Regions from separate parts of the Homo sapiens genome. Here region 1 is linked to region 2. A link is a loop called in an ENCODE intact Hi-C map of the cell type or tissue named here. Cell type or tissue: dorsolateral prefrontal cortex. All regions are shown on one strand. Each heading gives the region's core, and the rest is flanking DNA. Links, peaks and the distances in the headings are about the cores only.

Region 1 (2,925 bases), core at 214-2,713, 150 kb after region 2:
GTGGATAATGCTTCAGTGAATGTTGGCGTACAATTATGTTTGAATCTCTGCTTTCAATTATGTTGCATATATACCTAGGAGTGGAATTACTGGATGATATGGTAATTCTGTTTAGCTTTTAGAGAAACTGCCAAACAGTGCTCCAAAGTGGCTGCACCATTTTACATTGTCACCAGCAATGCACAGAAATTCCAGTTTCTCCACATCCTTACCAACATTTATTTTCCAGTTTTTAAAATTATAACCATCTTAGTAGGTCTGAAGCAGTATCTCATTGTGGTTTTGATTTGCATTATATTAATGACTAATGATGTTGGACATCTTTTCATGTGCTTATCAGCCGACCGTATATTGTCTTTGGAGAGATGTTGATTGAAGTCCTTCAGTCATCTTTTAACTGAGTTGTCTTCTTGTTGAACCGTATATATTCTGTATCTTAAACCCTTATCTATACCATGATTTTATTTCTGTCTCACACTGTATCCTCCTATAGGTAGGCAGAGACCCAGGTGATGGGGGCTCCATATGGAGATATGCCTCCATGAGGATGGCAGCAGAGAAAAGGATGGTTGGAGCTGAACACTGGCAGTGAAAAGCTTTTTTCCTGGATATGATACATGTGACTTCTGTTCAGGTTTCATTGGTGAAAGCAAGTCTCATGGACATGCCTAACTTTAAACGGACTGAGAAAGTACATTCCCCCTTTGTGCCTGGAAGAAGAAGGAACCAACCATTTGTAAATAGCCATAATCCCTGCCACAGCAGGGAAAGAAGAGAGTACTATGTAAACAGGATATTACATTTTGCAAAGGTAAACACAAGTGATTCTCTTTATTCATGGCAGTTATGTGCTATAAAATCACAGCAAACACTGAATTTCTGAATACTAAACATTCCTCCTAGGAGAAATATGGGGTTAGGTTCCTGTGAGCCTCTGGTCCCAACATTTTCGTTAACCCATTAATCCATAACCTTGTTTCATGTGTGTTTCTTTTTAAGGGCAACTTACTTAATATGTATTGTTGATTCATTAACATTTAACTTATGGCCAACAGCACTATAACTCATGCCCAACAGCACTATAACTCATGCCTGACTGAAGATTATCTAACATACATATTTTCTTTCTTTCTTTCTTTCTTTCTTTCTTTCTTTCTTTCTTTCTTTCTTTCTTTCTTTCTTTCTTTCTTTCTTTTCTTTCCTTCTTTCTTTCTTCTTTTTCTTTTCTCTCTCTCTCTGTCTCTTTCTTTCAGACTGAGTTTCGCTCTTGTCATCCAGGCTGGAATGCAATGGCACGATCTCGGCTCACCACAACCTCCACCTCCTGGGTTCAAGTGATTCTCCTGCCTCAGCCTCCAGAGTAGCTGGGATTATAGGCATGTACCACCATGCCTGGCTAATTTCGTATTTTTAGTAGAGATGGGGTTTCTCCATGTTGGTCAGGCTGGACTCGAACTCACTACCTCAGGTGATCCGCCTGCCTCAGCCTCCCAAAGTTCTGGGATTACAAGTGTGAGCCACCGTGCCTGGCCTAACATACGTATTTTCTCCATAAAGCACATCACAGCCTTCTTGCTTTTAGAAACACTAGATGGCACTTCACTATGCTTGGGGCTATTTTAAACAGTGAAATCACCAACAAAAAGCATAGGATGCAAAAAAGTGGCCCTAAATAGACCACTTGTTTATTCAGTCTGTGAGCTGGAATAAGAAAGCATAGAATTAGCTGTTCTACCTCAGCTGGCCATGTATGCATTAGGCAATTCAAATTTTTTATCCCTCAGTGTATGCCTGTTAATGACCACGAGAGTGCTGCAAATATTGATTTTCAGGGTACAAGTAAAGTCTGCAAATGACCATGAAAGTGCTGCCGCAAGTATTGATTTTGGGGTTACAAATAAATTTTGGCAAGTGGGCACATTTGCAAATACAGAATCATGAAAAATGGGGATCAACAAAATTATAAACCATTTGATCACCAAGGAGTAAAGGGCTGAGCCAGGATTTAAATTTAGGTCTGACTTCAAAGCTCATTCTCTATCCATTCCACCCCACTGTCTCCCAAAACTAGTCAAAGGATTACACTCTGTCCTATGTATTTGATGAATCAATGAGCAGTGTAGTCACAGTTCATTCTTCAAGCTTGCAATTCCTGCTAAAACCTTAAATACTAAACAGGCCAGAGTGGCTGCTTAATCATGAAAGCCACATGGATCAGTTTGAACTCCAAAGAAGGTAGAAATCAACTGCATTATTGAGTAATGTGCATACTTTGAATGTTATGTGCGTATGTTATATAATGAGGATTATGGGAACTAACTCAGGCTTGGTGAATTTGTTTCCCCTTTGGTCTGTGCAAGAGAAGTTAATGTGCCCAGGTTCATCCTCAACAAAGACCATGTGGTCCTTGAAGGGACTGCTCCAATTCCTGAGAGTTATCTATGTATGTATGTGTTTATTTATTTTGCGGTAAAATATACAGAATATAAAATTTAGCATTTTTACCACTTTTCAGCAGCATTAAATACATTCACATAGTTGTGCAACTGCTACCACGATCCTTCTCCAGAACTTCTTTTATCTTCCCATACTGAAACTCTGTACTCATTAACCACTCACTTCCCATTCTCCTCCCCTTCAGCCCTTGGAAGCCACCATTTTCCTTTCAGTATCTACAAATTTGACAATTTGAGAATGATTTTTTTTTTTAATAAAGTCTCACTCTGTCACCTAGGCTGGAGTGCAGTAGCACTATCTCTGCTCACTGCAACCTCCACCTCCTGGGTCCAAGCAATTCTCCTGCCTCAGCCTCCTGAGTAGCTGGGATTACAGGCATGTGCCACCACATCCGGCTAATTTTTGTGTTTTTAGTAGAGACGGGGTTTCACCATGTTGGCCAGGCTGGTCTCAAACTCCTGACCTCAC
Region 2 (2,925 bases), core at 239-2,738:
TCAGGAGCAAGGAGGGGCAGGAGAAACAGAGGTATGCCTTACTGAGCAAAGGAGCCCAGAGGGAATCTGAGCAGAAGCAGACAGACAGAAAAGAACCTAGCCACAGAAAATGATGGCACACAGGGGTGGATCATCATCAGCCTATGTGGCAAAAAGACTTAGGTCAACCTTACATGCAAATCCAGCAGCAAAACCATCTTTACAACACCAATTCATGCTACTATTCCTGCTCTTCCCAACTCTTTGAGTTTACGCCTCTTGCCTTCGCTGACGTCACACCCTATTTTCTTGAGTACTAATATTCCAGTGTTTTTAATCACTTGTTAAATTATCCTCACAATAAATACTAGTCACTTGCAGTCTCATAGGGAGTCTCCGACCCTAAGAAGAACAATTACCTGCAATTTAACAACAATACCCATGCATTCACCCTTTGACCCAGCAATCCTGCTTCTGGGAACTTATCCTGAAGCTACACCTCCAAAAATTCAAAAATACCCATGCACAAGGTTATTCATTGCAGTATTGTTTAAAATTGTAAAATACTGGTAACAACTTAAATGCCCAAATATAGGAAAATGGTTGCATACACAATGGTACATAACACATGATGGGGTATTATGCAGCTGTAAAAAATAATAAAGAAATAAATAAAGAAAATGTTCATGAGCTGATATGGAGCAATTTCCAGAAATCAAATGCAATTATTTAACAACAAAAATGATAAAGAGGACTAGAGGAGAGACACTATAAAAGCAAAAATTCAAAGGAACCACTAGAATATGGAATATCGAAAGAAAAACAAAAGAAGGGTGAGTCTCTGATTTGTGTAAGCAAACAAGTGAAATTAAGACACAGCCACAGAGCACTATGGTAACACATGCAGCAAGTACACTGCAATTTCTTAAGATAAACTTGAAGAAACTACCCTGCACATATTGAAACAGCACTGTCTCAACCACCCGCTGATGGAGCAAAGCATAGGAACAAGAAAGTGAACATTGGGAAAGAATTAACCAGTAAACATTTAAACAAGAGGTGTGGTCTAATCATGGGACGAATCAGAACCGTATTGGACTTCCTATCACTCATCTGTACTACTTAGTACTGTTTTTATTTTAACTAATTAATTAATACTTTTTTGGAGATAGCGTTTTGCTCTGTCGCCCAGGCTGGAGTGCAGTGGAGCGATCTCAGCTCACTGCAGCCTCGACCTCCTGGGATCAAGTGATTCTTCCACCTCAGCTCCCTAGTAACTGGGATTACGGGGGTCACCACCACACCCGGCTTTTTTGGGTAGTTTTTGTAAAGACGAGGTCTCGCTATGTTGCCTAGGCCGGTCTGGAACTCCCAGCCTCAAGCAATCCACCTGCCTCTGCCCCCTAAAGTTCTGGGATTACAGGTGTGAGCCACTGCGCCTGGCCTGTTTTTATTTTGAAAAAAAAAAAAAAAAAATTTTTTTTTGTTTTTTGCAAGGTGCACAGGAGGTTGGTGGGTGGGTGAGCTCGACGGTTTCGGGTTACAGAGGTTTCGAACCCATCCCTCTTCTCGTGCTGCGATTTTTGCTTATTCACAGCCCCTTTCCTCGGAAAAGCCCAGAAGTGTTTCAAGTGGTGACCAGCAGAGGGCAGCAGTATCCACCGCTTCCCGCAGAGCACGGCGTGCGGAGGTAGACTGTCTTCCGGTCCCACCCGGAGATGGGGAATTCTAGGCCAGGTGGGTGTGACGACGTGCAGCCCTAGCGAAGGACAGGGGTGCACGACAGAGGCACTGGATGGTAAGCACAGCATTTTCTAAATCTCACAGGAGAAAAATCACTGAAAAAAACCACTGGTGTAAAAGCTGAGTCTGTCCTTTGAACCGCTGCCCTGATTTTAGTTACAAATGAAGCAAAAAATCCTTAAAGATCCATATTCCTAAATTTAGACCTTGACCTCAAAGATCGCCTCGGAAAATATACAAATCATTGTTTCCTTCATTTAGTCAACTATCTATTGATTTGATCCCTACTTCCTGTTCAACTCAGCATCCCTTGTCATGGGCAAAAAAAGTGAATGGACTCAGACCATTGAAACAAATAAACTTAATCTTGGTTAGAAAAATTCCAAGTCAATGAATTTTAAAAAGTGAGTTAGTATCATACCAATTTAAGTGTTTTTTAAATAATGTTTAATAAGCAGGTGAATAATTAGCATTGGCCTAAGAAGGCAGCATTCTTAAATCACAGAAAAGAGGTATTTCAGCTGTGGCTGTATGTCGGACTTTGTGATTCCTTTATTTCTGATTTCCTTAGTAAGTTATTCAACCTTACAGGGAAACTTTTTAAATTTTACGTTGCTCTTTTAAATTAGCCTAAGAATAATAATGGTGCCAAAATCTTGTATAGCACTTGCTATGTGCTAGGTACTTAAGCATTACATATATATTAAGTCATTTAATCAAACAACTGTATCAGATAGATATTATATTAACCCATATTACAGAGGTTCAGAGAGGTTAAGCAATTTGACCAAGGTCACACAGCTAGTTCATGACAGAGTAGGATTTGAACTCAAAAAGTCTGGATTCAGACTCCATGCTTCTAGCCATAATATCGTACTTCTTATTATTAAATATTAGCCACAACATGCTCTCCACGAATAATGGCCTTCCTTATAGAGTCAGTTCCTTCTCCCTCCCTTGAATTCCTACCTTCGAGCATTCTAGATTGATTGATTACCCTGGTCCTCCCTACCTCCCTCCTTTCCTATAAAATGCCATGTCATGTCACATGAACCTTGACATTTAGAAGATAGAATTCTTTTGTTTGATTCAGGTTTTTTTCCTAAAAGAACATCACACTCGATTCTGATCTTTTTTTGGAACGCTTTGTTGATAATTTAAATGACTGTTTTGTGACTTTTTATAGAAGCCTAATTAAAAATG

The links. Peaks named below come from ENCODE experiments on the same cell type or tissue, not always from the same donor. Only the 100,000 strongest peaks of a DNase experiment are listed, where the experiment ranks them.
Region 1: it touches region 2 in a loop (5-fold over the local background); 5 of 110 quality-filtered maps call a loop at or near these places.

The regions. Positions count from the first base shown.
Region 1 is chr3:64,177,844-64,180,768 of GRCh38, forward strand. All of the region lies in intron 2 of PRICKLE2 (prickle planar cell polarity protein 2), which reads right to left. Among named protein-coding and RNA genes, the nearest start is that of PRICKLE2-AS3, 8.2 kb to the right of the region's middle. In dorsolateral prefrontal cortex, for the core only: a CTCF peak has its summit at 1,623 (motif pointing right); no DNase peak of the experiment used is centred there.
Region 2 is chr3:64,029,221-64,032,145 of GRCh38, forward strand. No RefSeq gene overlaps it. Among named protein-coding and RNA genes, the nearest start is that of PSMD6, 7.2 kb to the left of the region's middle. In dorsolateral prefrontal cortex, for the core only: CTCF peaks have their summits at 1,628 (motif pointing right) and 1,828; a DNase peak (open chromatin) is centred at 1,641; H3K4me3 peaks cover 731 bases.